Linked DNA regions of Mus musculus: regions 1, 2, 3, 4, 5 and 6 are each linked to region 7. Evidence: chromatin loops called from intact Hi-C (ENCODE). Cell type or tissue: heart. All regions are shown on one strand. Region 1 overlaps Alg14 (asparagine-linked glycosylation 14). Region 2 has its middle 19 kb from the start of Gm34050. Region 3 has its middle 24 kb from the start of Gm33987. Region 4 overlaps Abca4 (ATP-binding cassette, sub-family A (ABC1), member 4). Region 5 overlaps A730020M07Rik (RIKEN cDNA A730020M07 gene). Region 6 overlaps Abca4 (ATP-binding cassette, sub-family A (ABC1), member 4). Region 7 has its middle 5.0 kb from the start of Gm40135.

Region 1 (4,000 bases), 230 kb before region 7:
AGCTAGAACTTCAAGTACTATATTGAGTAGATAGGGAGAGAGTGGGCAGCCTTGTCTAGTCCTGATTGTAGTGAGATTGCTTCAGGTTTCTCTCCATTGAGTTTGATGTTGGCTACAGGTTTGCTGTATATTACTTTTACTAGGTTTAGGTATGGGCCTTGAATTCCTGATCTTTCCAAGACTTTTAACATGAAGGGATGCTGAATTTTGTCAGATGCTTTTCCAGCATCTAATGAAATGATCATGTAGTGTTTTCTTTGAGTTTGTTTATATTGTAGATTACGTTGATGGATTTCCATATATTGAACCATCCCTGCATCTCTGGGATGAAGCCTACTTGATCATGGTGAATGATCGTTTTGATGTGTTCTTAGATTCGGTTGGCAAGAATCTTATTGAGTATTTTTGCATGAATGTTCATAAGGGAAATTGGTCTGAAGTTCTCTTTCTTTGTTTGGTCTTTGTGTGATTTAGGTATAAGCATAATTGTGGCTTATAGTACAAATTGGGTAGTGTTCCTTCTGTTTCTATTTTGTGGAATAATTTGAAGAGTATTGGTATTAGGTCTTCTTTGAATTCTGATAGAATTCTGCACTAAACCCCTCTGGTCCTGGGATTTTTTTGGTTGGGAAACTTAATGATTGCTTCTATTTCTTTAGGAGGTTATGGGACTGTTTAGATGGTTTATCGGAACCTGTTTTAACTTTGGCACCTGGTATCTGTCTAGAAAATTGTCCATTTCTTCCAGATTTTCTAATTTTGCTCAGTATAAGCAATTAGTAGGATGTGATGATTTTTTTTTTTAATTTCTAGGAAGGGACTTTTAATACAAGGAAATAGCATGGGCACAGCATTGAGATCTTACCATGACATATTAAATATGATACAAATAAAGGTACAGGCATATTCTTGATGTTTAAAACTGGTATTTTTACACACACCCACATTTAACATTAAAACAATCAAAATCATTTTGATTTTTTGTTTTTGTTTGTTTGTTTTTTGTTGTTTTGTTGTTTATGGGGTTTTTTTTTTTGGTTTTGGTTTTGGTTTTGGTTTTTCAAGACAGGGTTTCTCTGTATAGCCCTGGCTGTCCTGGAACTCACTTTGTAGACCAGGCTGGCCTTGAACTCAGAAATCTGCCTTCCTCTGCCTCCTGAGTGCTGGAATTAAAGGCGTGTGCCACCACGCCCGGCTTTTTTGTTTTTAACAGGGTCTCTTATGTAACTATGGCTGTCCTAGAATTCCCTATGTAGACCAGGCTGACCTGAACTTACAGAGATCCACCTGCCTCTGCCTCCTGAGTGTGAGTGGCAAAACTCTTGTCTTTTAGAACACTTTATTCAGCTATAAGTATTTGCCCCACTTGACAGGAATGGTCTGTTAACAGAATCAACCCAAGACCACTCCTTCTATCATGAACCCCACTCAGCTGCAGCGAGAAGATAGTCATACAAGACACAATGTAACTGTAAGTTCATCAGAAGATGAACAGCGCTGTGAAGGTTACATGGGCAGGAGCAGTGGAATGAATGCAGCTGCTCACTGGGCCTGGGGAAGAGGACACTGAGAAGAAGGCTGTTTCAGCACAAGGCACATACATCACAAAGCCACGGAGGGGAGCAATGCTATGTTATGGTCCAGTGGCAGAATTCAGAGTGGAAGGACAGAGGCTGATGGAAGGCAGGCAGAGCAACATATGACATCGAATGCAGTTCCTGTCTCACTGAGGGTCTTGGGGGTCACTGGATGAACGTGCTTAGTTGTGTGGTAGGGTCTGACGCCCGAGTTACAGCTTCTCCTTGTACTGCAAAGCGCAAACAACGCCAAGAATCTGGGGACTCCTGCAGCCTCCCAGCTGGCTTGCACTAGTCAGGGTATAAGGAGGGCAAACAGTTGGACTGTTTTTTAGATTTGTTGTTGTTGTTGTTGTTGTTATTGTTGTTGTTGTTGTTGTTCTTTGTAGCCTTGGCTGTCCTGGAACTCACTCTGTAGGCCATGCTGGGCTCAAACTCACAGAACCACCTGCCTCTGTCTCCCGAGTGCTGGAATCAAAGCCGTGCACCACCATCTGCCTAGCAGATTTAATGTATCTGAAAATTACAACCTGCATATCTGTGTATGTACCATGTGCATGCCTGGTGCCCCTGGTGGTCAGAAGAGGTCACTGGATCCACTGGAACTGAAGTTACCAATGTCTGCGAACTATCATGTAGGGGCTGGCCATTGAACCCAAGTTCTCTGCAAGAGCAACGACGAGCACTCTTACCCACCGAGGCTTCTCTCCGGTACCTTTATCACTTTGACAAAAGTAGAGTTAGCAGACTTTCCAGGAAGATCTGATAGGAATTCGAGGAGAAAAGGGGTGACTTAGGAGCTTAATGTAGGCAATTATAAGAATACTATCGTTGGCCTGGTCAGCTGACGGCTCCGTGGCTAAGAGTACTCGCTGCTCCTGCAGAAGACCCAGCTAGTTTCCAGTAACCACATGGTGTCTTAACAACCATCTATAACTCCCAGTTCCAGAGGATGGGACCTCGTCCCCTCTTATGATCCCCATGAGATTGACACCAGTCATGAACATGGCTCACATTCACAGATACAGGTAAAACGTTGATACACAGAAAACAAAATACGTAAGTCTTAAAAGTCGGGGGACGGGAGGGAAACGAACATGTGTGTGTGTGTGTGTGTGTGAAGAGTACTGTTGCTTTGCCATCACGCTCTGGGAAGTCTGTCTACGTGCCTCTAAGTGTCTTGTATCACCCAGACTTGTCCAGCCGCCTCCACCGTGGCTGGAAGAGTTGGTGTTCTGCGGGTGCTTCTTGCACTCAGGCAAAGCTTTCCTAAGCCCTACACATTTGCTTGCTCTCTCCTTCTTACTCCCCTGGCCGCCCTTGACCACTTCAATCCCTTGTTCTCTTCCATTCAACACACTTTCCTCCCTTAAAGACTTGAAGAATGTTCTTGGGAGGTCCCTCCAGTGGGTTGATGAAGAATTTCTATTGTACTCTCCCTCTGCAGACAAGATGGCTGTGTTTGCTGCCATTCCTCCATCCTGCCACCAGGTGGCAGCATACTACAGGCCATTGAGCTGTTGACCAGAAATGGCCAGAAACTATCAGTGCTACAGACTGATCTGGTCAGGGTTAGACAGGAGAGTCTTCTACTCCCTTTTTTTGGAGGTCAAAATCATACATCTCTGTTAGATATTATTGTCATTTCTTCTTTTTTAGATTGCCTTTTCTTGAGTTAGAACACATTACATAACTCAAGAGTCAACCTTCCACCTGCAGGAAGTTTGTATTCCAGATGTTCTCCACAGGGCTGGGAACATACGTAGTTCAGGGTTAGGATGCGTCTGTAGGATGCACAACTGCTCGCATTTGGTCCCCAGCATGACAGAAAAAGGACTTTTTCCACTCAAACCCCTTGCTGCAGTTCTGTTATATTTATTTCAGTTTACTTCAGACGTGCTTCTTTGTCTAAGCAAGGAAGTAGCGCGAATCTGTGCCTTCCCACAATAAAATGTTTCTTGCGTGTGTTTGGTGGATATGCATACGGGGGGTGGAGGGGTGTTGTGTGCAAGTGTGTGAGTGTACCAGACTAGTAGCCAGCAATCCTGTCTCTATCTACCCCACCCCCCAATGCCATTGGGGTACAGAAATCACAACCAGTTTGTTACACAGGTGCACAGCACTCTGAACCATCTCTCTATCCCTATACTATTTCTCGAAAACTATAAAGTAGCTGCTAATTGAGCAGTTTTGTTTTCCGAATTTTTGCTGAGTTTTGTGCACAATATAAAGCAAGCAGGTGCCTCCCCTGCTCGGTGCATCTGGAAAGGAAGGCATCAGAGTGGGAAGCTGGAGTCGACTGGCAATGGGCTTGAGGGATGGCTCTGTCAGTAACTGGCTGCGCTGTAGCGGGAGGACCTGAGTTTGGGTCCTCGGCATCCACATAGCAAACTGGACAGTGCCGCACGTGCCTGTAATCTGTG
Region 2 (4,000 bases), 340 kb after region 7:
GGCTGTGTGTGACAATGCTGAGGTGAAGGCTGTGTGTGACAATGCTGATGTGGCTGTGTGTGATGATGCTGAGGTGGCTGTGTGTGATGGTGCTGAGGTGAAGGCTGTGTGTGATGGTGCTGAGGTGGAGGCTGTGTTTGATGGTGCTGAGGTGGAGGCTGTGTGTGATGGTGCTGAGGTGGAGGCTGTGTGTGATGGTGCTGAGGTGGAGGCTGTGTGTGATGATGCTGAGGTGGAGGCTGTGTGTGATGGTGCTGAGGTGGAGGCTGTGTGTGATGATGCTGAGGTGGAGGCTGTGTGTGATGATGCTGAGGTGAAGGCTGTGTGTGACAATGCTGAGGTGAAGGCTGTGTGTGACAATGCTGAGGTGGCTGTGTGTGATGATGCTGAGGTGGCTGTGTGTGATGGTGATGAGGTGGAGGCTGTGTGTGATGGTGCTGAGGTGGAGGCTGTGTGTGATGGTGCTGAGGTGAAGGCTGTGTGTGATGATGCTGAGGTGGAGGCTGTGTGTGATGGTGCTGAGGTGGAGGCTGTATGTGATGGTGCTGAGGTGGAGGCTGTGTGTGATGGTGCTGAGGTAGAGGCTGTGTGTGATGGTGCTGAGGTGAAGGCTGTGTGTGATGATGCTGAGGTGGAGGCTGTGTGTGATGGTGCTGAGGTAGAGGCTGTGTGTGATGATGCTGAGGTGGAGGCTATGCAAGGATTGTAAGGGCTGGGGAGAGAAAGGACTCTCAACTGCACAGGGTTTTTGTCGCCATTTCATTGCCTGGCAAACTCTTATTCATCTTTCAATTAATTAACCCAGATTAATTGTAACCTTTACTTCAAACTCTCCTCCCACCTAGTTCCTCTTTCAGACTCCCTTATACACTCACTAACCCTCTCATTCTATCACTTGCTGTACAGAACACATTATAATTTCTCTGGTCTTACTACTGGACTACATAAGGAGGGTCTGGGGGAGGGGTCAACTTTCTATCCCTGGCATTTAAAACTGTGCCTGGGATATATATTAGATGACTGGGAAACATGCAATAAATGAACTATTATTGGTAATGACAAAGGGGGAATTGAGTAGAAGGGACAGCCAAGGGAGATAAAATATGAACCACACAGGTTGTATTGTTATAACAGGATTCCACATCAGCCCTGGTGAGGGTACTGTTGAAGGCTTTTAGAAGATGATGGATCTCAAAAGAAAAGGTAGAAATACTGAGGTAACACCAAACACTGAGAAGAAACTTAGAGAAGAGCAGGAGACATTTTTAGATGGGGCTGAAAGGCATAAGAAGAAGTGTCTTAATTTCCTGGGGACACTCATATTTCTTGGTGCAACCATAAAAGCCAGGGACACTCAGGATAGATTTTTGTACAGGAATCAGAGTGGTTGTGAGCGGCATGCTCCTAGCTGGAGAGGTGTGTCAGCAGGTGGGTTTGTGGCACTTTCTAGGCAGTGATCCTGTAACTTTGTAAAGACAGCTTTTCATGTTTGGACACACACACACACACACACCCCATTTTAGAACAATAAGGAAAGTGAAAGCTATATAAATTCTAACATTACTTTAACTTGCTCTTTATCCAACTGTTTCACGGTGTGTACCCTTTCTCAGGCTTCCCCATTGTCCTCTGCCTTGCATCCATCTAGCAATGGGGGAGGGGGCATTTGTTTGTTTGTTTGTTTATTCATGTTACATTCCGATTCCAGCCCCCTTCCTTCCTCTCCTCCTAGTCCCACCCTCCCTCCCACTTCTCCCATTCCCCTTCTAGAAAAAGGGAGCCCCACTCCCTGTACCAACCCACCCTGGCACATTAAGTCACTTTAGGACTAAACACATCTTCCACTGAGGTCAGAGATGGCAGCCGAGTTAGGGGAAAGAGATCCAAAGGCAGGTGACAGAGTCCAAGTCAGAGACAGACCCCTGCCCCAATTATTAGAGGACCCACTTGCTCTTTGGTTGGGGGTTCAGTCTCTGTGGACTGGGGAGGGGAGGGGGCATTTTTTGAGTGTTACGGAGGCATACTGTTAATTACTGGTTAGTGCACATGAGAGTCCCCAGAAACAAGAACCATCAGGCCTCGCATGTCAATAGTGTCAGGGTTGAGAAATCCTGCCAAGGTGGCACACGCCTTTAATCCCAGCACTTGGGAGGCAGAGGCAGGAGGGTTTCTGAGTTCGAGGCCAGCCTGGTCTACAGAGTGAGTTCCAGGACAGCCAGGGCTACACAGAGAAACCTTGTCTCGAAAATCCAAAATGAATGAATGAATGAATGAATCAATCAATCAAGGACACAGGGCAGGTGTTGGGCTGCCCTGGTTTAAGATTTTTGTGGGCGCTGCGTTTTTTCTCGCTGTTCTGCAATGTGCCAGAAGAGGGCGCTGGAAGATTTCTTTTAAGACTTTAACGAAACCACCGAGTTTGGTCTCGTGCGTTACACCAAAATATCCACAAGATGGCGCCAAAGGATTCCTTTTGAACACATAAGCGAGCCATTCCATCGCAGGTTTTTGTTATTGTTGTTTTGTTGTTGTTTTCCTTTTAAGGATACTAAAAACACTACAGCTACTCCATTTAGCATGAGCAGTTCATAAGGTCAACTGTAAACATTTCCGTTGAAACCTAGATCAAATCACTTTTTTCCTTTTCTACAACTAATCATAGGCATTAGAGAGAACAGTTTTCTGCTTTTATTAACTCAGTAAAGATGGACAGAAAGGGCCGGTAAGATGGTTCCGCAGGTTGAGCCAGCAGCCCTGTAAGCCCGACAACCCTGCATTTGATCTAGACACAAAAGAGAAGGAGAGAATCAACTCACACAGTTACCCTCTGACAACCAACAGTGTCCTGTGACACAAACGTGCCCTGCACCCCAGGATAAACATATGTATTTTTTTTTTAACGATTGAACAAAGATATGATGACAGTACACCAGTGGAGTATTAACAGCCCACCTTGTAGGGGGAAAAAATGGGATTCTTGGCATGTGCTTTAAAGAAACCTTGTGTTAAGGGGTGGTCATGAAGAAATCTGTCTTTCCTGGCTGTGGCTTCTTTTCCATTGCACCTGAGCAGTGGAGAGGTCAAACGGAAGTGAATGAAGCAGAGAAGCTTCCTTTAAGTCCTGGGCTGGCTACATTCAAAGGAAAGCTCACAGCAGGATCTTTACATACTAAATTACAAATAAGTGACTTAGATCAATCAGCAAACCTTTACGCCCATTGTTTCCCACCCTGAGGCTAATGCTGTGAGGTGGAGCCTCAGCAGCCTGCTGGCCTGCAGCGAACACTCACCCAAACCTCCTCCCAGAGAACACTCAGGCTGAGAGCCACTCAACGCACCAAGTGTGCAGAGCTGTGGGGATCATGAAGCCAGGTATGGTGGCTCATGACAGGCATTTGGGAAAAGAAACTTAGAGTTCAGGCCTAGCCTGGGCAGTATGGGGAAACCTCCTCTTAGACACTACTACACTACACACACACACACACACACACACACACACACACACACACACACACACGGCCGGGGGTTGGGGAGAACAACAGAGGAGAAAGGAATTCATAGTCTTTCAAGTGTTCCACTACAAATCCATTCAAATAGTAAGAATTCCTCGGAATTTCTTTTCAACCCGCACTTGGTCACATTTGTTGGTACGCATTTATCTATCCATCTATTAATAGCTATCTCTCTATGTATCTTGGCTCACTCTGTAGCCAAGGATGACCTTGGACGTCTCACTCCCCTGCTTCCTTCCACCTCTTGAGAGTCCCCGATCATAAGGCATGGTGACCAGTTTCCACCAAGCTGGGGCCCAGATGCAGAGCTTCATGCCCAGTAGGCGAGCACTCTCCCAACCGATCAACACCTGCCAGCCTTCACATCTGCATTTACGGAAAGAATAAATTTAAGGGTGACTTTGAAGTTTGAAAGAGCCCGGTTTCATCTCTTCCAAATTTGCTAGGAAATCTAGGGGGAAGGGGAAGAGAAAAGAAAGCAAGCGGAG
Region 3 (4,000 bases), 330 kb after region 7:
AATTATAGCTAAATGCAGATGATTTTTTAAAATGCACTTCCTCTGTGCAGTCCCTGTGATAAAGGGCCTCTCTTAGGCTAAGGTATTTTTAAAACTTTTGCATAATCCCCTTGGGGAGTTTCCCTGTTTCTGTACCAGTTTGTCTTGGTCATTGACAGTCGCTTTCCATTCCCAGAATGTCCACAGACTACCCACAAATGTTTCCCCAGGTTGTTTGAAGTTTTATTCCATGACACACACCCTTTCAGCAACACAGTCTTTCCCCCTCTCCAACTAGTCATGTCTCAGTAAGTCTTTTAACCCAGCTAAATGGAACCAGCATCTTTGAATATATACAGAGCACAGACAGACAGACGGACAGACATGCATGCATGCGCACATACATACACACATACGAGAGAAACATGTGCATGCCATAACCACAGCTGTCTCCCTTCAACAGTATGTCACAGACTCATATTTTTTTGACCCCTTCCCTCTTTAATAGCTAGATGCCATGCTTATGTTTGTAAATGACAGATTTCCAGGCCGAAGAAAAACATGTCTTCATTTCAAAAGAGGCAATAACCTTCATGAGTATGAGGCCAGTTTGGACTTTATAGCAAGATTCCATTGGAAGTTGTGGGGAGAAGAGGAAGGAAGAATGGAAGGAGGAGGGAGAGGAAGAGTGAGAGGAGGAGGGAGAGGAGGAGAAGTAAAACAGGGGAGGGGGAGGGGGAAGAGAAATTCACGTTGTATGCCATTCTTTCTAACATTCCTTTAATGGTGCACTTCCAAGGTCCAAACATCTCCCATCCTGTCTTATGCCTGCTGTACATCTGCAACTCAAAATCTGAAAGTTCAGGGTAGGAAGTAAAAATGTATCAGTCCTTTTGGATCCCCTTCATCCTTCCTTTCCCAAAGGCACAAAACCAGTGCTTCCTCCCCAATTCTCCATTAGAGTAAGGAGATGTTGTAGTTCTAAGCCTGATTGGGTGAAACCCACTATGCAGAGTATGGTTAAACAAGTGTCTATTTAGAACACACTTCTCATTCTGAGGCCTGAGGTGACAAGGTTTGAAAGCAGGAGGTTAAGGGAAAAAAAAAGAATATTCTTGATCAATGGAGCACGAAGACTGACCTGCAGTAGGTCAGAGAGCTCCAAGGAAGCTGGGCATCTGCCCACCCTGACTACCTCCATTGAACCTGCAGTGCTGATCGCTCCATCAGGCAGTTCAGAGACATAAGGCAATAGGAACACTATTCCTACAAGTAGGCTCCCTCTTTAATGTTCAATATTCTAGTATTTAAGATTAAAAAAAAACAATTTAGGGAGAGACGGATCCTTGTGGACAGGCAAGAAGATTAATCCATAGTACAGAAGTTATAAGAAGGTTAGAAGAAACTCCTAAGATCTAAGGACAGGGACAATATTAATTATAAGGGTAAGGCTGGAGAGATGGCTCAGCAGTTAAGAACATTGGCTGTTCTTCCAGAGGACCAGAGTTCAATTCCCAGCACTCATATGAAAGCCAACAACCATCTGTAATTCCAGTTCAGAAAAACTGATGCCCTCATCTGGCCTCTGTGGGCATCAAGCACATACCTATTGTACAGATACAACTAAATAATAATAATAATAATAATAATAATAATAATAATAATAATAATATCTCTATGAGGTTTTACCATGAAATAAAGTCCTCAGTGCACTTCTGGAAAAGTCACGGCATTTTGAAGCAAAACCATTATGTGTGATAAATAAACTGTGGTTTTCACCACATTGTCATTTCCACTTCCCAGTAGAGGTGCCTCTAAGAGGAAGGGACGATGCCTAGAATTCTAGCACATAGCAGCAATGACACTATCTGAGGTCCACAGAAGAATGAGAGGCCAAGGAAGACACAATTAATATTGAAAAACAGCTCCTGAAAGACCACTCAGGAACACAAGACAAAATCTTTCCATATCCTGAAAGAGAACTATGACCTCTGGGGAGGAGCTGGTATTTGAACCACAAATGGATCACAGCCAGACACCTCACTCCACCCCAAGCAGGATGGAAGAGGCAATTGCCATATGTGTGTCAAAGATCAAGGCCACATTTTCCAGAGTGTGGTCTTGAGTCAGCACATAGAGGGCACACTGCCAAATCTCTATTACATAAAGCTCACTAAGCTGGGGAAATGTCCCCACAACTGATTAACAAAAGGATACAACTCCAATATGGAAGCAATACTTGTAAGCCAGTAAATAATAATGATAAATGATAACGAAAAAAAAGATAGTTTACCTCCAAGTAGAATATACTAAAGAGGGTCTATGTATAAAGGGGTTGGTTGAACATGTGTGATTTAAGGAAAATGAAAGGTATAATTCAATTATCTGGGGATATGTGTATCTCAGATTACAACTTCTAGCCCTAAAACAACAATTAGAGAAGAGGCTGCAGGGACTCTGATCGGGTTTGGTCAGGAGAGCAATAGACGTCATTCTAAAGAAAACCTGTCATAGGCAGTCAGTTACACAGGGAGTAACTTGGGGCAACAAATACTTTGAACTTTCCTTCCCTCTCTAATCTCTGCCAAACTTTCCCCTGGTTGAACCCTAGTTGGAGCCAAAGGACATGAATGCCAGGTTGTTGAAGCACACAGAGATCACACTGGCAGGGCGAGAGTTAGGTGGAGAAAGGAGTGCCTATGAAATACAATCAGAATGTATGCCAACGCCAGGGAAAAGAACCTGAATGTGTGAATCACAGAGGAGTGGATGCCAATAGGTCTGATGGCCACCAGGACTGACTCCATTTCTTGAGTTCATTAAAGCTGAAATTCTAAATTGAGTCCTGGATTTAAGGACCTGCCTGGGTAAAGGAGACTTGAGTCTACCTGTTCCATTACATGATTATCTGGAGATCTGGGTCAAGTCTTGCTCCCATTGTTACCAAACTTTAGGTCACAGTGTGAATGAACCCCAAGAAGCCAAGTTTGATCACCTGTCCTTGAACAACCAATTAAAACAACCGAGTTAATAGATAAAAGAAGAAAAAGAACTATTCAATGTGGTCACATTGGGGAGAAGGACAAAGAGATGCAATGACCACCTTCCCCTAAAGTCCTGAAGTGAGGTTGGAATTTAATAGAGGGCTGAACTATGCACATCTAAGCAGTCCAAGTAAATGTGTGATCCCGTGCACCACTGACCCACCAATGTCTGGGCTTCAGTCTCACCCCATAAGGTAGTCTAACAAGTTGTAAATCTCTTTCCTAGGAAACAAGTTGCCCCACTCTGGCAGGGATCTTTTTCTTCTCTCAGCATGAAGGTCCTAGGGAATTTCTACTTCTCAGGAGCCAGTGTTTAAATGGTCTGACAAGCAGATAGCAGGATCCAAGTCTCTAGAACATCTTCATTTCGGAAAAGGCTGGTCACATCATCATCTGTAAAATAGGATAATAATAATAATACTGCATTGTTTACCACACAATTGGTAGTTGGACTTGAAAAAGTGGAGCCTAAAAATAAGGCAGATTAAAGTCTCATGCAATAGCCAGCTTTATTTAGAGCATCAGACAATTTATACTCTGAGGAAGAGCCACATGAGTAAAGTATGCAGTCACAAGGACAAGCTGTACACGGTAAAACAAAACAAACAAAACAAAACAACAACAAAACACTGTGGCCTTCCTTACATATAAACAAACAACAATAGCTAACTGTAGTGAGTAGTCAGAGGTAAGCTCAGTCCCACCTGCTACACTTGGGAGGGCCATGAAAGCAGAGCCCAAGAACAATTCTGTAGTTTTTGAAGTTTTATCACAAACACTCAGACTTCTCTCATGACTCCGTTCTTGGACTGTGTTCTGACACAAGGATCCAATGAAAAAAGGTACAGGAAGCCCGATGGCCATGCTCAGCATGGAGTAAATAAGACATGTTGTCTGCCCTTTTTTTTTCCAAGTTGGGAAATAATGGAGATATATAATGCTGGACTGGAGCGATGGCTCAAAGGTTAAGAGCACTG
Region 4 (4,000 bases), 590 kb after region 7:
ATGCTGTTTATGCCTCTAATATAAATGGATAGCATGAGTTTTCCTGTCCTGGTGGATTTTCACAGCCTGGCGTCCAGAGGGCTTGGGAGGGGAACAGAATGTCTCTCTAGCTGCCACATGATTAATGACAAGGCAGAGGGATGCTTTGAGGTTCTGCCTCTCTCTCTCTGCCTGACTCACATTCCCTCTGGGATAAAAAGGCCAAGCAGCTCCGCCCTCAAAATGCTCAGATGAATTAACAGATTAAACAGCGAAGAAAAAAAATAATGCCGTCCGCAGCTGGTGATGAGAGACAGACCGAGCGGTGGTGACAGCAGCTGGCACCACGACGATGCTATCGTTGACATGATCTGCATCTTGTCAGTCCTTTCTGTCGTCTGTTGCAGGGGGTCTGCAGCTGTACATCAAAGGGTTTCTCTACCAGGTGTCCAACCCGAGTCGATGAGATAACAGAAGAACAAGTCCTGGATGGTAAGAGCTGGGCAGGTTGAACCTCGGTGCTGGTTCAGTGAGCATCTCCCGTGTTGGGTGCTCCCTGTCGGGATGCAGAGAGAACACGTGCTGTGCTTTGAAGCCCAGCATCCTGCAGATGCTCATCTTTTTCTCTGAGCCTGTTTCTCATTCCTAACGTGATTTTAAAGTACCTAAACGCCCTCTCTTTAATGAGGAATCCAACTTGTTTACTCCATGCCCTTGCTCGTGTTAAGCTTGGATTTTACACTCCTGCCCTGTAACAGTGTGGACACACCCCCTCCTCAAAGTGCCAAGGCACCCTCTGGCTCGCTCTCTCTTTTTTAGTGTTTTGTTTATTATTTTTTATTTTGTGTGTATGACTGTTTTCCTGCATCCTTCACTCCCGCAAGCTCAGATTCTCCATGTAAGAGACATGCAGGGATGGAGTGATGGCTCAACAGTCAGGAGCACTTATTGTGCTTATGGGAGCCCTGGGTTCAGTTCCTGGCACCCACAGTTCACAGCTACCTGTATCTGAAGTTTCAGATTTTCCAATGCCCTATTCTAGCTTCTGCAGGCACTGCACACAGACGACTCACTTTCACACATGCAGGCAAACCCTGGAATTTAAGGGTACACACTCTCTCAGAGGCCTCTCGCTGTCACCAGAGAGAGGCAGTATCTAAGCTCACCTGTCAGATCTGACCTCAGCGTCCCAAGAGCTAATGACCCTTTCTACTCTCAACCTCTGCCTACCTCCATGCCTCAGACACCTCTGCAAGGGGAATGAATGCCACAGGGCCTAAAACCCTATGCAAAAGAAAAATTAAACTTAGCTACCGACTCAGCTTTATGAACAGAGGAAAGCGTGTGCTTATCAAAAAAGTTTCCTATTTAACACATTTCCCCCTAAACCCTAAGTATTGATGTGCTATGCATAAGCCCTAGGGGGAGAACTGGGAACTGGGTGAGGGGAACTGGGAGGAAGTGCCTAGAACACAGCAGTAATCCCAGCAGAGGCAGAGGTAGGCAGATCTCTGTGAGTTCTAGGCCATCCCGGGTGATATAGCGGAAACCCTGTCTCAAATAACAACAAAGAACCAAGGGAAAGGCCGTTGGTTCTAGCACCAGTTTTTACTCTCCATTCTCTATGTAGTCAGCACTGAATGAAAAGCATTTCTTCAGTGTTGTGTCTCTGAGTCTCGTGTCTTGCTTATCTTGCTGTGAGTTATCTCCTGTGTTGCTGAAAATTTCTCCTTGGAATCTTGGTCAAGATATTGATGTTCTAAATGTTTAATTACTACAAAAAATAACTATCAAAATCAAGTTGGAATGTGTCTTTGGCTGGCATGATTTTTTTTTAATAGAAAGGGCATGCTGCCATGGTGAGAAGTACTGTAGATAGCTATGCCCCCAACTAGGGAGGGTTCCTTCATTGCCAGATACCTCCTCGGCTGGCCTTTCACTCACACACCCCCACATACTGCTCACACAGTCCTGAGTGACTCACTCGCAGACCTCCCTGCCAGATGGACACTTCTGAGAGGCTGACACATAACTAAGGCATGGTTCCTGGGAATCCAGTGACTGGGTCCCACTTCCTTCCTAAGAGAACAATGTGTGTGACCCCTACAAACTACTGGGGCAGAGCTATTTCCTCCAGTAAAGAACTCCCCGGCCCCAGTATGAGATCATCTAGGACTAAAGACAATCACACAGTTTGCAGGTGTGAAACACAAGCCTTCCATAGCTCAACAGGCTCTCAGTGGCGAGCTGTGAAATATTCCAACCAATCAAAAGACAGAGGACACTCCCCTGGGTGATGCTGACTCTTACAGAAAACTGACCTGAGTAGCAACACTCACTGGGATTAGCCTAACATGTATCTGTAATCCCAGCACTCAGGAAGCTACGCAAGAGGATTGTGAGTTCAAGGCCAGCTTCAGATAAATACTCCTGCTACCCACCCCACTCCGTGTGCCATCCTCAGCGTCTCCGGGGCTTCTCAGCCTCCTTCCGCAGTGGCTGGTTATTGAGTCTTGTTCTGTTTGGGAGGACAGGTATAGCCCAAGGGAAAATGGTGTGGCTCTCCAGGTAGTTAACACAGGCTTGGGCATGGTTTAGGAAGGAGACTTGCCTCCTTCTAGGCCTGGGTCTTAGGCCACACAAGGAAGAGAAAAATGACTTCGACTTAAGTCCTAAGCTTTCAGTGAGTGAGAAGCAACAGCAGTGACAAGCTCTCCTCCTGGGCTGATGGTCAGGAATGCAGTGACAGCTAAGTGCCACCACTGCTAGATTAACTGCACACACACACACACCCCACCCCCATCCACACAAACAGTCTTGGAGTGGGCACACTTGTTTTCCCCTTCCACGGATGAGGAACTGGGGGGAGGACTCACCCAGGGTAGTGTTCCTTCAGGCAATAGCACATCTGACTGAACAAGTGGCTGGCCCTCCCTCCCTCAGGTTGCAGCACCTGGAGTATGTTTGTCATAGAGTCAACAAAGCTAAAAATAGACTTGCCGAGTATCAAGTCTAAAAGAAATGACACTGAGAGCCAAGTGGGTGGTTCACACCTCTAATCCCAGCACTCAGGAGGGCCAGCCTGTACCAAACCAAGTTATGGGCTACGACAGGATGTAGGATAAAACTCTGTCTCAACAAGCAGGTAAACAGAAACACACCACACACAGACACACACAGACACACAGACACATACTCACACACACCCCCGACACACACACACAGTCACATACCATACATACACATACTCAAACACCACACATACTCACACAAACATACACTCACATACCATACATATAAATACACACACTCAAACACCACACACACACACACACACACAAATACTCACACACCACACACACACATGAGCGAGACAGAGAGAGAGAGAGAGGCTGAGACATAGAGAGACAGAGAGATATACATAGACACAGAGAAACAGAGGAGGAGACTTAGAGAAGGGGAGGCACGGGGGAGAGGCAGGGACGGTGGTAGCTATCTGCCCCTTTCTCTAACAGGGTGTAGAAGAGAATATGAGCCCTGGGAAATCTCACACTCTTCCAGGCTGAATAGAACAGGCCGAATGGACTTGACATCGGTCTTTTCGTCCTGTCCTAGGAGATGTGCAGGAGCTGATGGATTTGGTATACCACCATGTCCCAGAGGCAAAGCTGGTGGAATGCATTGGTCAAGAACTTATCTTCCTCCTTCCAAACAAGAATTTCAAGCAGAGAGCATATGCCAGCCTTTTCCGAGAGCTGGAGGAGACTCTGGCTGACCTGGGGCTCAGCAGCTTTGGAATTTCTGACACTCCCCTGGAAGAGGTAAGGCAGAGATTGCTGTTGGTCTCCGTTTAGCGCCAGAAGAGGCAGCTCACACGAAAGCCTACCACTAAAGCAAAACCCTACAGAAGTCAAAGCCATAATTCTCCATCCATAACTCTCTCTGGCTCCAGTTGGCTTCTTCCTACCTCGCTCTACATGCATACATATTTTCTGCAGCCGTGGTCCTCATGTGCATTTAT
Region 5 (4,000 bases), 97 kb after region 7:
TGCTATGGCAGCATTGTCCTGGTTTCATTTTGGTTGCTGTAATAAAATACTGACCAAAAGCAATTTTGTAGAAAGGAAGAGTTTATTTGGCTTATATACTTCCAGGTCATAGTCCACCATTGAGGGAAGTCAAGACAGGAACTCAAGCAGAAACCTAAATCAGAAACCACGGAGAAATGCTATGATTGGCTTGCTTGCAGGCTTGTGGTTAGCAAGCTTAGTCCAGGGCTACCTTCTTGGGTTTGGTGTTGACCACAGGAGACTGAGCCCTGTTAAATAAGTTACCAATCAATGACATTCCTCACAGACAAGCTCACAGGCCAATCTGATCTGGAAAGTCCCTCAACTGAGACCCTAGGCAGTGTCAAGTTGACATTTAAAACTAGGATAAAGCATGAACCGAGACAGAAATCATGATGTGTATATTCGACTGTGAAGATGGTGATCTAAATAGCTCATCTAATAGCTGCTTGAAGCAACCTAAGTCATTTGACTGAATTGTCTTCCATTGATTTCTTCCAGCAATGAGTACCTGCCTAACACGTATGCCAAGTCTGAAGAAGACTCAGCATAGTGCTTCATTCAATCTGCCCAATAGTGGCCATGACTAGGAAATGGGGAGTTAGGGAACAAAGCCTCCCAGAGAGGGAGGGAGGCGAGTGATTTTCAATCAAGCAGGGCTGGCTGCTACCCACTTCTACAGTTATTTGTTCAACTGGTTCTTGTGTTTATGCTGAAAATCATGGCCAGCAACTGACTCTCAAGCCTTCGGGGGCTCTCAGCATGTCCCCCTGGGGTGAGGCTGGGAGTGGCTGAGTGTTTGTTTTCCTCTGCCAGGTGGTTTGGCAGCCGTGTCCTTGTAGAACACAGTGTGTTCCTGTGAGAGTGTGTGAGTGAGTCACTGTGGGTCAGCTACGACGTGAGCTCTGGAAGGCGCCTTTGTGAACACTGGAACAGCCTCCCTGCTTCTCAGATGGGGAGAGAAGAGTAAGAGGACTTGGGTATCACACTGACCACCGTAGTCAGCAGATGCAGGGATGCTATTGTGCACCAATTCCGAACCTCTGCCCACGATTCTCTGAAGCTTAGAGAGACATCCCGGGATCTCTGGATGACAATTATCAAGAACAAAAGTGATCACTGAACGCTAACAAGGCAATTATAACATCTAAGACTACTGAATGAGAATGGATCTTTGGTGATCATGTAGCCCAAAGTCCGGTGATGGTAATGGAATTGTCTGAGGCATAAGCTAAAACAAGCAAATGAATGCTAAAGACTGAGGAACTGTTATGGAGAAATACATGCTATCTAAGCTATTGACCATAGTAACCAAGCTGGCTTGGTTAATTTTATTTCACATGTCTCTACCTCCTGTACCCGATACGTGATAGCTTCTAGATATGATGTCTTTAAAAAGGTTGTGAAACTTATCATTGGATTAACACGACATTTGTTCCATGAGGAGATTAAAGGTCTCAAGAAGATTGCTGGTGTAGTGAGGGTTTTGAAGTTGGCCTTGGGAAGGGGACTGGATTCTGAGGGTGATTTATGGGAGTGAGGAAGAGTGTGTTCTCACCAAGAGGGGGCAGACATGTTACAGATGAAGAAGCGAGTGAGCGATCTTGGGTTTGGAGAGTCTTGGCACATCCAGCTGGCCACAACAGTGTAGAGCTGAAGTAAGGGTATGAATGGACGGGCTTGCTGCCAAAGACCCAGAACTCTCTGTCCCTTCATTCTTTAGGTGTCAAAGACATGCTCTGTTTTGAGGAGGGAAAGATACACATGAACCGTTCTCAGCTACTAGACAGTCCCGATTCTCAAAGATTTCCCCTGCATCCTCCAAACACACTGTTCTAGTTAGGACAAAACTGACTTTCTTGAGAAATACTTTCTGCTCTTGAAAGCATAGTCCTGATGACCCAGGCTCAGCTGGCTCAGGAAGCTCAGGGAGGCGAGCGCATTAGACACGCTGGAAGAATATGTTTGCTGAACAGTCTTCATTCTCCAGAAGGGTTCAGACACAGGTCACATTCAGGGCTGGGGTTTGAGCCAGTGCTGATGGGTATCAGTACCTGCTTGCCCCAAGACCTTAAGCTGTATTTGTTCTTGTGCCTACAGGGGAAGCAAGCACAACTGCTCTCTGGGTACTTCCTCCTAGCCCGTCTACTTTCGCTAAGCCTTTCGGATTTCATTAAAGTTTTAAGAGCAGCGTTAGAACTTTATGGTTATCTGCTGATTTGGTCCAGCCAATAAGTTTCTAATTTCTTTTGCATTTATTTAATTAGTGTTGGGGAGCAGGTATGTGCATACCATAGAGTCTGTCTAAAAGTCAGAGGACAATTTAAGGGAGTTGGTTCTTTCTTCTCACCATGTGGATTCCAGGGATTGAACTCAGGTCCAGGCTTGGTGGCAAGTGTTTGTAGCCATTGAGCCATACTGCTGGCTCCAATAACTGTTTTTATTGGTAGGTGGGGTCATCTAATTTGTGGCTAGTCACAATTACTCTTGACCTGGTCTTGGTAGTTAGATTAAAGGTCAGGCACTCTGCACCAATAAATACTTACCTAAGACTTATGCTTTGATGCTGGAGGAAAGAATACTTTGTTCTGGAGTTGTCACATTGTGGTTCCCATGACAATGGTGCTGTGGTTCCCACCTCTCTGAGTCTTGCTTCTTTTACTTGTTCTTAGGTGATGCTCTGTTTGGCTCAAATATCTTCCTGCCCGTGAATCTCCTTTTCAGGGTGGTGTCCCCGAAAACCCAGCAGAAGGGTGGGGGAGGTCCTTGATGCTTGACTTGTCAGAAAATTTCCCTTTCATCTATAGTATAATTAAGACAGAAATAGGTAAGGATTCAGGAAGCATTCAGAAGCCATTTAACATGTTTACTAAAGGGAATTTCAAACCAATAGTCTCTTTTCTGCTATCAAGAATATTTTAGGATAAGCTCAAAGCAGTTTTGCCTATAGTCGTGGAGTGGCCTCTCCAGGACGTTTCTACCTCCATTTTTATCAAGAATGATCTGCATATCCAAGGGTTGCTCTAATGGGAAGATTTCAGAGAAGTTTGCGGTTTGTGTTGGTCCAGATTCACTTCCTTTTTGCTGAGTGGGTAATGATGACAGATGCCTCTGAACCAGCAGGTAAGGAGTGCCCAGTAATGGCCAGTCTGCTAAGTCCAGTCACTTTCACTGCCTAGTCATCAACAAGATTGTTGTTCTTAAAGTCTACGGCCAGCAAAACGACAGCAGCCACTCCTAAAGTCAAGACAACTTGATCTATCTCTGGGGCAGGCAAAGGTGTGTGGCCCCAGGGCCAGGGATGCCTCACTCTCACCCACACATAGAGATAGCATCTTTCTATACTCTACTGGCCAAGCCATGTGCCTGGGGGTCACTGTGACCGCTTGGAAGACTGTATAAATTTCTCCAGTCTTCACAAAGGTGCCCACAGAAGGTTCAACCTGCCAAGAGAACCTGCCCTCCCTCTCCCACATAATCCTTTTCTTCTTTAAAAAACAAAGGAGCTTGGGGCCCAGCTTGGAGCCCAGCATGGGCTTGCCAGGAACAGGGGCATACCTGTCATCTGCAGGTGTGTTCATGGTTCACGGAGCATGGAAGCTTAATGTATTTTCACATTGGCTAGGAATGTGTTTACCTGTTATTCTAGCTCATAGCCAGACAAGAAAGATTAGTGCCGGGCATGTTGAGTTTACTGAAAAGCTCAGAAACCAAAGGAGGCTAAATGGTGTGCTTCCTTTCCTCTGTTATATGCCTGTGTCAAATGAAGATTTTGGGCACCATCTTGAAAAGTTCCCTGTGATAACTTCACCTTCTTGTTAATAATAGGCACTTGTTAATAAAAACAGGGGGGTTAGCCAAAAGTCATGCTTCAATCCTGTTTTCATGGCCAGGGCCTCTTGGCCCATAGCAAAGGGACAGAAAAACCTAGGTAAGGTGCAGGATCAGGCCACTTATGACAAGTTGCAGCCCCTGCAGT
Region 6 (4,000 bases), 580 kb after region 7:
CTTGTGATGGGAAATGCATCTGTCCCCACTGCCCCTCCTCTTCTCTCCTGTCTCTCCTGAAGAGTAACGTTGGCGTCTGGTTGGTTCAGGTTGTTCGACCAGAGAAGAAAGGGCTCTGGAAAAGACTGAACCCTTAACAGAGGAGATGGAGGATCCAGAGCACCCAGAAGGAATGAATGGTAACCCCCCAAGACCCCCCACCCCCATCCCAAAAGACAGCAGAACGGAACGGAAAGCTTCAGTAGTGCCAGAGCCAAACCACAAGACGAGCAACATGAAGGAGGCCAGGAAGCTGACTCCCTTTCTTGACTGGTGTTAAATCTCATGTCCAGCTGCACACGAGGGGAATGAATGGTCCAACCCAGACATTAGTGCATATTTCCTGGAGAAAGCAGATCCCAGGTCTGTAGTGTGTTTGTGCCCTTGTTAGGCAAATCCCAAGGGAATCGCACAAATGTGCTGACTTCCGAGGATTTAGTCAGAACAATGACTTGGGTCACTGGGACTTGAAGCGGATATGAGCTACAAGGAAAGACAAAAATAAGTTCCGTAAGGGGAAAGAGCCTAGCAGAGCTGACTGCACTTCACTCAAGGTTTACAAACCCAGAGCCCATTCACTGCAAGCATCAAAAGCCTTTCCTGGTGGTGGAAGTTACCTAATCACGCCCGGGCTGATGGGCAGGGTACATAAGACTCCTTTCCCTGGCCTTTGCTGCTTTGTCCTCACTCTTGAACTAATTCTCCTAATGTTTCTCATCCCTGACTGTATGCATGGCTTGGGTTTAGAGAGGCACACAGACTCCGATTTAGCCTGATGTTGGCACGAGAGGGTCCAGCTTCTAGGCGCCCCTCAGGTACCACTTTGCAAAGCTGATGTTGGAGACCTGAATCCTCACAGAGCTGGTTTGCAGGCTAAAGTAACTCTAGAAGATCCTCCTCCCAGAGTGGTATGATAAGGTTCCATTTCAGCTTTAGTTGTGGCCAGGAGACACAGGCAGACAATGCAACGGGAGTTGGGGACAGAGCAAGGGACCATTAGTTAATTAGACTTAATACTCTGACAGTAATCTTGACTCTATAAGTGAACTTCGGAAAAGATGCTGTGGTGGGGGGTGGGGGGTCACGGGGAGGGGGAGAGTAGGTTGGTTGATACTGGAAAGGGCACGGAGCATGGGGAGGAAGGAGTTACGATGAGGAAGAGTAGGTTGTCCTGGCTTGAGGAGTCAGGGCTGGTGCCAGAAACCTATGAAGATCCGATAGACTGAGCCTTGAAGCAAAGACGGAACTCGGGGTTAACTCAATAATAGACAGGAGCTATTTCAGATGGGTATGGACCCTGGGCCCATACTTGCCACTTGTACACCATGTAGCCTTGATAGAACACTTGATGTCTCTCAGTCTTGGGCTTTCTAACCTATTGAAAAGAGCCTAGTTATATCTACCTATAGGACTATATGTGTGAAGTGAGGGATTTGTTGGGAAACATTGGAAACAGTGCCTAACTCACAGTAAGTGTGAAATCTATGGCCAGTGCAACTATGACTACTCCTGTTTTGATCTTCTTCACAAAGCTGCAGCCACATGGGCAGGTGAAGTTACAGCCAGAGCACAGGTCTGAAGGAAGCAGTGTGTTCATGAAGCACGGCGTCATTAACATGTGGTGTTTCTACAATGTGTTTTTCCCTCCAAGACTCCTTTTTTGAACGCGAGCTTCCAGGGCTGGTGCCTGGTGTGTGTGTGAAGAACCTGGTGAAGGTTTTTGAGCCCAGTGGCCGGCCAGCTGTGGACCGTCTGAACATCACTTTCTATGAGAACCAAATCACGGCGTTCCTGGGTCACAACGGAGCGGGAAAGACCACCACCTTGTGAGTTCTCTGCCAGAGAGGCTGTCTCCCATCCTATCATTCCCCGGCTTCATTCTCTCTCCCCAATAACTCCACTCTGTTCTTCCTTACTGAATTTCGGTGGAAACATATACACTCACACACACCTCCCACGGTGAGGATAAAAAGCCGTGGCTGCCCATGTCCCCGGGCTATTTTTATGTAGCACTCCGTTTCCTACCAATTAATAATTAGGATGCTTTAGTGCTGGTGTGGGACCTCTGATGGGATGGCTACCTTTCTGAGAAAGTGTAGGGAGAACAGTGAAGTAGACTCGCTGCCTGGCAGAAGGCCAAGGGCAGGAAGCTTTGAGGCTCTGGGTGGACTCCTCCATCCATCCTTTAGTTCTGGAAGGGGTGCGAGCGCCACCTGCTGAGAACAGGCAGTCAGGGCTCCGGTGCAGACCTCCGATGGGCCGATGGGCCGGTGGAGGAGGGGTAGGGGTCAACAAGCCATGTGACAGCAGCCATCAAATCCTTGGCTTGCAGAGCCCCGGGAAGGAACAGCAGTGTACACCCTGCTCCGGAATGTGCTCCCGGGCCTTTCAATGGGAATGGAATGCGGGGCTGGTGCCATTGGGCTTGGTACTGTTTCCCTCTAGTGGTTGATCAACATTTCAGCTTCGAAGTACAGGTTCAGATAGCATGCGATTTTATCAGAACTTGGGACAGAACTGGGCGTGGCATCCTAAGGCTATCTCCTTGCTAACTCACGTGGTGGGAGGACAGGAAACTCCATTCGAGACCCCAGGACCTCTAGAAGACAAACACATTACTTCACTCAGTGCAGAAACTAAACTTCCACTGGGGTCGGAACACAAGCGCTGTCCTAATGCTGGGAATAGCATAACATTTTAAGTTTCACTTTGTGCTGGGGCCTGTTTTTGTTTTGTTTTGTTTTTCAAGCATGTTCGATTCACTTAACTTAGACAACTACCCAAGCAGGTGGGAGACATGTTTTGTATAATTGAAGAAAGAAAAGAGAAATCACAACATTGTTCACATTTTTACATTTGGAATTCCCAAACGAATTTGTTTGTGTTAGCCAGTCAGCAGACAGGCTGCCCAGCTTCTCACTGGCATCAACTGAGCTTTGGAGAGTCACCAACCCTGCTTCTCCACTGTCAAGGGCTGCACGCCCAGGCAAAGCAGTGGGGCTGGGTCCTAAATCCCTTTAACTGACCACAACTGTGACTACGACAGTGGCCACAATGGCTGGCCACATCAATAGCCACGGAGCAACCACTATGACAGACCTTCACGGTGGACACTACCGCTGACCACAGAGTAAAACAACAGTGAACACTGTAGCTGACCACATCCGTGAATATCACTCTGACAGACAGTCATAATGGGCACCACAACTGACCACCACAGTGGCCATCCAGTGGGCACTACAACTGACCGCTGCAATGATGGCTGGGTGATGATGGGGTGGGGTGTCTGAGTCTGGGAATCCCCGAGGCTCTTGATACTGGCCCAGGAACACTTGGAAATAAAAAGTAGAGAAAGAAGGCCCTTGTGGTCTAGGCACTAGGACTTGAAGCAAGGCACTGGTGCTAAGTAAACCCTGTGTGGAAATGTTCTGGGCCCCTCAGCTACATCAGGTTTGAGTTTGATAGAGAGATAGGGCAGGTGTCACTACAAGCATCCTTCTGACCCTGTATGGGGTTACCCTCATCCCCTGGTGAGTTCTAACAACCATCTCTTCTGCCACTTAACCCTGTGTTCGGCAGGTCCATCCTGACAGGACTGTTGCCACCGACGTCAGGAACTGTGCTCATTGGGGGAAAAGACATTGAAACCAACCTGGATGTAGTACGGCAGAGCCTGGGCATGTGTCCACAACACAACATCCTGTTTCATCAGTAAGTGAGCTGGAGTTGAGATACTCCTGGGCAGGGGTGGGGCTCATTGGAAGAGCACTTGCCTGGCCCATCCATCACCCTGGGTTCTGCCCCCAGCACCACAGGAAAACAAAATATCTGTCAGAAACCCCTGTTGTATACTGGCTGGTTTCATGTCAACTTGACACAAGCTAGAGCCACTGGAGAAGAGGGAGCCTCACCTGAGAAAATGCCTCCGTAAGATCAGGCTACAGGCAAGCCTGTGGGGCAT
Region 7 (4,000 bases):
AGCAGTCCCAAGGAGAAGAGTTTCTTGGAAACTTAGTCTCCTGGAACTGTGGCATCCCATAGCACATATGCTCCAATTTTGTCCTGGTGAATGGATCTGTGTGCTTCCTTTCAGTATTGTTTCGTTATAGGTGCCTCCAAGCAATGACTTGCCAAATACCTAAGCAAAATGGAACTTTGCTTCTTGGCCTTCACCAATACCCTAGGTAGTCCTTGAGCTGACTCTGGTCTTGGTAAGAAAGTTGCCTATTCAGTGACATTCAGAATTGCCTCTAGTATTGTAAGAGAGATAGTGAAAGAAATCAGGCCTTACTATATACTACATAGAGTTAGAAATCTCAGGGCAAGCTTAGCAACGTAAATTTAGAATTTTTTTTTAAAGATTTATTTCTTTATTATATGTAAGGACACTGTAGTTGTCTTCAGACACACCAGAAGAGGGCGTCAGATCTCGTTATGGATGGTTACTGTGGTTGCTGGGATTTGAACTCGGGACCTTTGGAAGAGTAGTCAGTGCTCTTAACCGCTGAGCCACCTCACCAGCCCCAAGTTTAGAATTCTTATTATAGTTATGTATGGCAGACTACATTACTTATTAGTAGAAAGTCCCCACACACAATCACTTAGAATAAAAGCCAAGTCACTCCCATATACAGGAATTTACAATGGTTTAGGAATTAGATCAAGCTGTGGTTTTAAAGTATTGCATTATTCATGAGAAGGTTAGCTAGAACGGAACTCCCTAATTAGAGCCATGACTTGGGCATGAAAGCCCTTGCCCTGGGAGTGTAAAGACCTCACACCTGGCTTCCTAGAATATAGCTGACCTTAGATAGAGCTGACCTTGTCTCAGTTGTTTTATTGCCCAGTTCCTGCCAGTCTTTGTGTTTGCATTCCTGTTTTGTGTGATAGTCATTAAGCATCCAGTAATCTCATTGTACCTTGCCGATGTGTCACCGAACTTCCCTATTTTCTACTGTATAAAAAGTTTGATGCTCAATTTGACATTACATTCAGATCCAACACACTCTCTCGTGTCATGTCTGTTTGTCACCCCATTCTCGCCGACTCTATGTCCACCTGCCGGAACCCCTGACTCCCCACGAATTGAGGGGGGCCGATTGAGCCCGGTCCGTGGAAGGTCTTTAAACTAATTGGTTTACAGCACCTGGTTAAACCATAAGGAGGGAGCGTACATCAAAACCGGAGCACCTTGACCTAGGAAAGACTTAGGTTTTCTTAGCCCACTCTGTTGTTATCAGCTAGCAGCAGCTACTATGTCTATTTTGTTACTTCCAGGGACATTTTGTGATTTTTCTCAGACCTCAAGGGCAGGGGCCATGCCCTTGCCTAAGGGCAAGTTAACTTAGAACGGAGTCTACAGTGCAAATGGACTTTCTTCATAAAAGCCTGTTGCTATACATTTAAAAAAGATCAAGATATTGAAGTATCCGCTAAATATAAACGGCACAGAATCAGAAGAGTTTTTCTGCCTTAGTATTGTGTACAAAGATGTTAGAATAAGAGCTCATCCACCTTCAGCCTTTTCCGGGTGAGTGAGTTCTAATTTTTACTGCTTTCATCTGTTTGCTTTCAGCTCATCTTGGCTATTGTAATGGCCCTTGTCAGAGGCTTTGGTGGGCGCCTCTGAACTGATGTCAGACCGTGGACTGCAAGTCTAGACAGGGAAGAGTAGGAAGCACTAGAGTGCAGGTCATGACCCCACAGATAAAACACTAGATTGGCAGCAGCTGGCCCAGCCAGTCTCCCTGAGGCCGGCTGGGCAGGGGTGGGGGTAGGGGGAGTGGGGGATGGGGGTGATGTGATTGAGAACGGGTCAGGAGCTCCTGGAATCCTGAGCCCAGACACCTGATTTCACTCCCTCAAGTCCCACCCTGCTCTGTGGACTTTCACCCAGTTCTTTCTCCAAATACTTACAATTTAATCCAGAAGATGGAGCCAGAAGACTTCAAGCAGAGCTCATGGGCCTCAGACTCTAAGTAATTATTTACAAGACAAAGTGAGCGGCTGGTGAACTCTACCCAATCGGTTGATTAATGAGAGCTGAGCCACGATTTCTCTTCTACACTAGATATACAAGGCATCTTGTGTTCTGTTTGATTGTCTTGTTTTTGTTTTTCCTCTGGGACAACGGGATCTAAAGAGAAACCCAGGAGGAAGCGCAAAGGACAGAGAGAGAGAGAGAGAGAGAGAGAGAGAGAGAGAGAGAGAGAGAGAGAGAGAAAACAGAGGTAATCACAGAAGTCATGGGGAGAGAGGCCCCGCTGAGCCCTGAAAGATGAGCCTGCTTTAAGATACAGTTAATCAGCTCCAAACTGAATCTCATGGAGCATTTTGTAGGGTGGAAGCCTTGGAAAACAGCATCTTAAACTGTCTCTTACGTGTGTGTTTAGGCAAAACCTCATTGTCTTCTTTCTCATTTTAGTGCTGGGGTCTGAACCCACGGCTTTATGCACCCTAATCATTTGTTCTGCTGCTGGGCTCAACTTGTTGTATAAATAATCAAACTTGAAAGGGAATATTATGTTAGCAAATGTATTAGAGCGATAGTGAGGACAAGATACAGTCCTGGGGAGCAAATTCAGAGGCCTCATGATACTGTACATCGGGCTGGAGAGATGACTCAGCAGTTAAGAGCACTGATTGCTCTTCTGAAGGTCCTGACTTCAAATCCCAGCAACCACATGGTGGCTCACTCTGTAATGAGATCTGACGCCCTCTTCTAGGGTGTCTGAAGACAGCTACAGTGTACTTCCATCTAATAAATAAATAAATCTTTAAATAGAAAAGATACTGTACATCACACAGGCAAGAGTTCAGATTGTGGGGCTGGAGAGGTGGCTCAACGGTTAAGAGCACTGATTGCTCTTCTGAAGGTCCTGAGTTCAAATCCCAGAAACCACGTGGTGGCTCACAACCACCCGTAATGTGATATGATGCCCTCTTCTGGTGCGTCTGAAGTCAGCTACAGTGTACTTGTGTATAATAATAAAATCTTTGGGCTTGGAGCGAGCAGGGCTGACCGGAGTAAAATTTAATTTCCAAAAACCACATGAAGGCTCACAACCATCTGTACAGTTACAGTGTACACACATACATAATTTAAATAAATAAATCTTAAAAGAGCACTGACTGCTCTTCCAGGGGTCCCGAGTTCAATTCCCAGCAACTACATGGTGGCTCACAACCATCTGAAATGGGATCTGATGCCCCCTTCAGGTGTGTCTGAAGACGGCTACAATGTACTCATATACATTAAATAAATGAACCTTTAAGAGAGAGAGAGAGAGAGTATGGAGTTGTTGAGGAGGCAGGAGTAGATCTAGGAGGGAAATGCCAAGATACATTGTATGAAATTCTCAAAAAACTAATACAAATATTATTTTTAAAAGCTACATTAATTTGGGATGCCAGCTTCACTGGAGATAAGTAATTAGAAAAATGGAATCTGATGTACTTATCTGATGTACTAAATGGACTCATCAGGTTGTATTACACACACACACACATGTCACAATAATAATTAAAGAAGACATCGCTGGGCAGTAGTGGCACACACCTTTAATTCCAGCATTCAGGAGGCAGAGGGAAGTGGATCTCTATGAATTTGAAGATATCCTGGTCTACAGAGTGAGTTCCAGGACAGCCAAGACTGCTCAGAGAAACCTTGTCTTGAAAAACCGAAGGGAAAAAAAAAGCCAGGGGGGAGAGAAAGAGAACAGAAGACATCATGAACTTGATAAGGCATTGGGTGTATACAACACATGAGGGATTAGAACGAGAGATGGTGGAGTGGAAATGGTTTAAATATACTACTCATGTATGATAACCTATAAATAAATAAATCCCACAATCATGTCATGATTTTGGATACAGTTTCTTTTCTTTCCCTTTTTATTTTATATATGAAAACACTGAAGTCATTTTCTATGCATAAAACCTCTGGGTTGGGGAGAAGGCTGGGAAGCTTGCTCAGTTAG

What was found. Peaks named below come from ENCODE experiments on the same cell type or tissue, not always from the same donor. Only the 100,000 strongest peaks of a DNase experiment are listed, where the experiment ranks them.
Region 1: it touches region 7 in a loop (3-fold over the local background); 8 of 42 quality-filtered maps call a loop at or near these places.
Region 2: it touches region 7 in a loop (2.8-fold over the local background); 10 of 42 quality-filtered maps call a loop at or near these places.
Region 3: a loop joins it to region 7, with 2.9 times the contacts of the local background. A loop is called at or near these places in 11 of 42 quality-filtered maps.
Region 4: it touches region 7 in a loop (2.4-fold over the local background); 8 of 42 quality-filtered maps call a loop at or near these places.
Region 5: a loop joins it to region 7, with 4 times the contacts of the local background. A loop is called at or near these places in 7 of 42 quality-filtered maps.
Region 6: it touches region 7 in a loop (5-fold over the local background); 11 of 42 quality-filtered maps call a loop at or near these places.

The regions. Positions count from the first base shown.
Region 1 is chr3:121,304,706-121,308,705 of GRCm38, forward strand. The region is part of intron 2 of Alg14 (asparagine-linked glycosylation 14); the gene reads left to right. Among named protein-coding and RNA genes, the nearest start is that of Alg14, 15 kb to the left of the region's middle. In heart, a CTCF peak has its summit at 2,171 (motif pointing right); a DNase peak (open chromatin) is centred at 3,056.
Region 2 is chr3:121,882,680-121,886,679 of GRCm38, forward strand. No RefSeq gene overlaps it. Among named protein-coding and RNA genes, the nearest start is that of Gm34050, 19 kb to the right of the region's middle. In heart, no CTCF peak of the experiment used is centred here; DNase peaks (open chromatin) are centred at 2,402 and 3,332; H3K27ac peaks cover 1,317 bases.
Region 3 is chr3:121,872,718-121,876,717 of GRCm38, forward strand. No RefSeq gene overlaps it. Among named protein-coding and RNA genes, the nearest start is that of Gm33987, 24 kb to the left of the region's middle. In heart, no CTCF peak of the experiment used is centred here; no DNase peak of the experiment used is centred here.
Region 4 is chr3:122,128,930-122,132,929 of GRCm38, forward strand. Abca4 (ATP-binding cassette, sub-family A (ABC1), member 4) reads left to right here. Exons shown (of 50, transcript NM_007378.1): 24 at 387-471; 25 at 3,595-3,800. It also overlaps a transcript of Gm40138 not described here. Among named protein-coding and RNA genes, the nearest start is that of Gm40138, 4.5 kb to the left of the region's middle. In heart, no CTCF peak of the experiment used is centred here; DNase peaks (open chromatin) are centred at 2,012 and 2,862; H3K4me3 peaks cover 791 bases; H3K27ac peaks cover 3,456 bases.
Region 5 is chr3:121,634,873-121,638,872 of GRCm38, forward strand. A730020M07Rik (RIKEN cDNA A730020M07 gene) reads right to left here. Exons shown (of 3, transcript NR_036458.1): 3 at 2,254-2,822. Among named protein-coding and RNA genes, the nearest start is that of A730020M07Rik, 9.6 kb to the right of the region's middle. In heart, a CTCF peak has its summit at 1,585; DNase peaks (open chromatin) are centred at 849 and 1,659; H3K27ac peaks cover 271 bases.
Region 6 is chr3:122,119,941-122,123,940 of GRCm38, forward strand. It overlaps Abca4 (ATP-binding cassette, sub-family A (ABC1), member 4), which reads left to right. Exons shown (of 50, transcript NM_007378.1): 18 at 90-179; 19 at 1,691-1,865; 20 at 3,619-3,750. The region is part of intron 2 of Gm40138 (a long non-coding RNA gene); the gene reads right to left. Among named protein-coding and RNA genes, the nearest start is that of Gm40138, 4.5 kb to the right of the region's middle. In heart, a CTCF peak has its summit at 2,294 (motif pointing left); DNase peaks (open chromatin) are centred at 461 and 2,371; H3K4me3 peaks cover 738 bases; H3K27ac peaks cover 3,913 bases.
Region 7 is chr3:121,538,228-121,542,227 of GRCm38, forward strand. No RefSeq gene overlaps it. Among named protein-coding and RNA genes, the nearest start is that of Gm40135, 5.0 kb to the right of the region's middle. In heart, a CTCF peak has its summit at 1,964 (motif pointing right); no DNase peak of the experiment used is centred here; H3K4me3 peaks cover 793 bases; H3K27ac peaks cover 1,859 bases.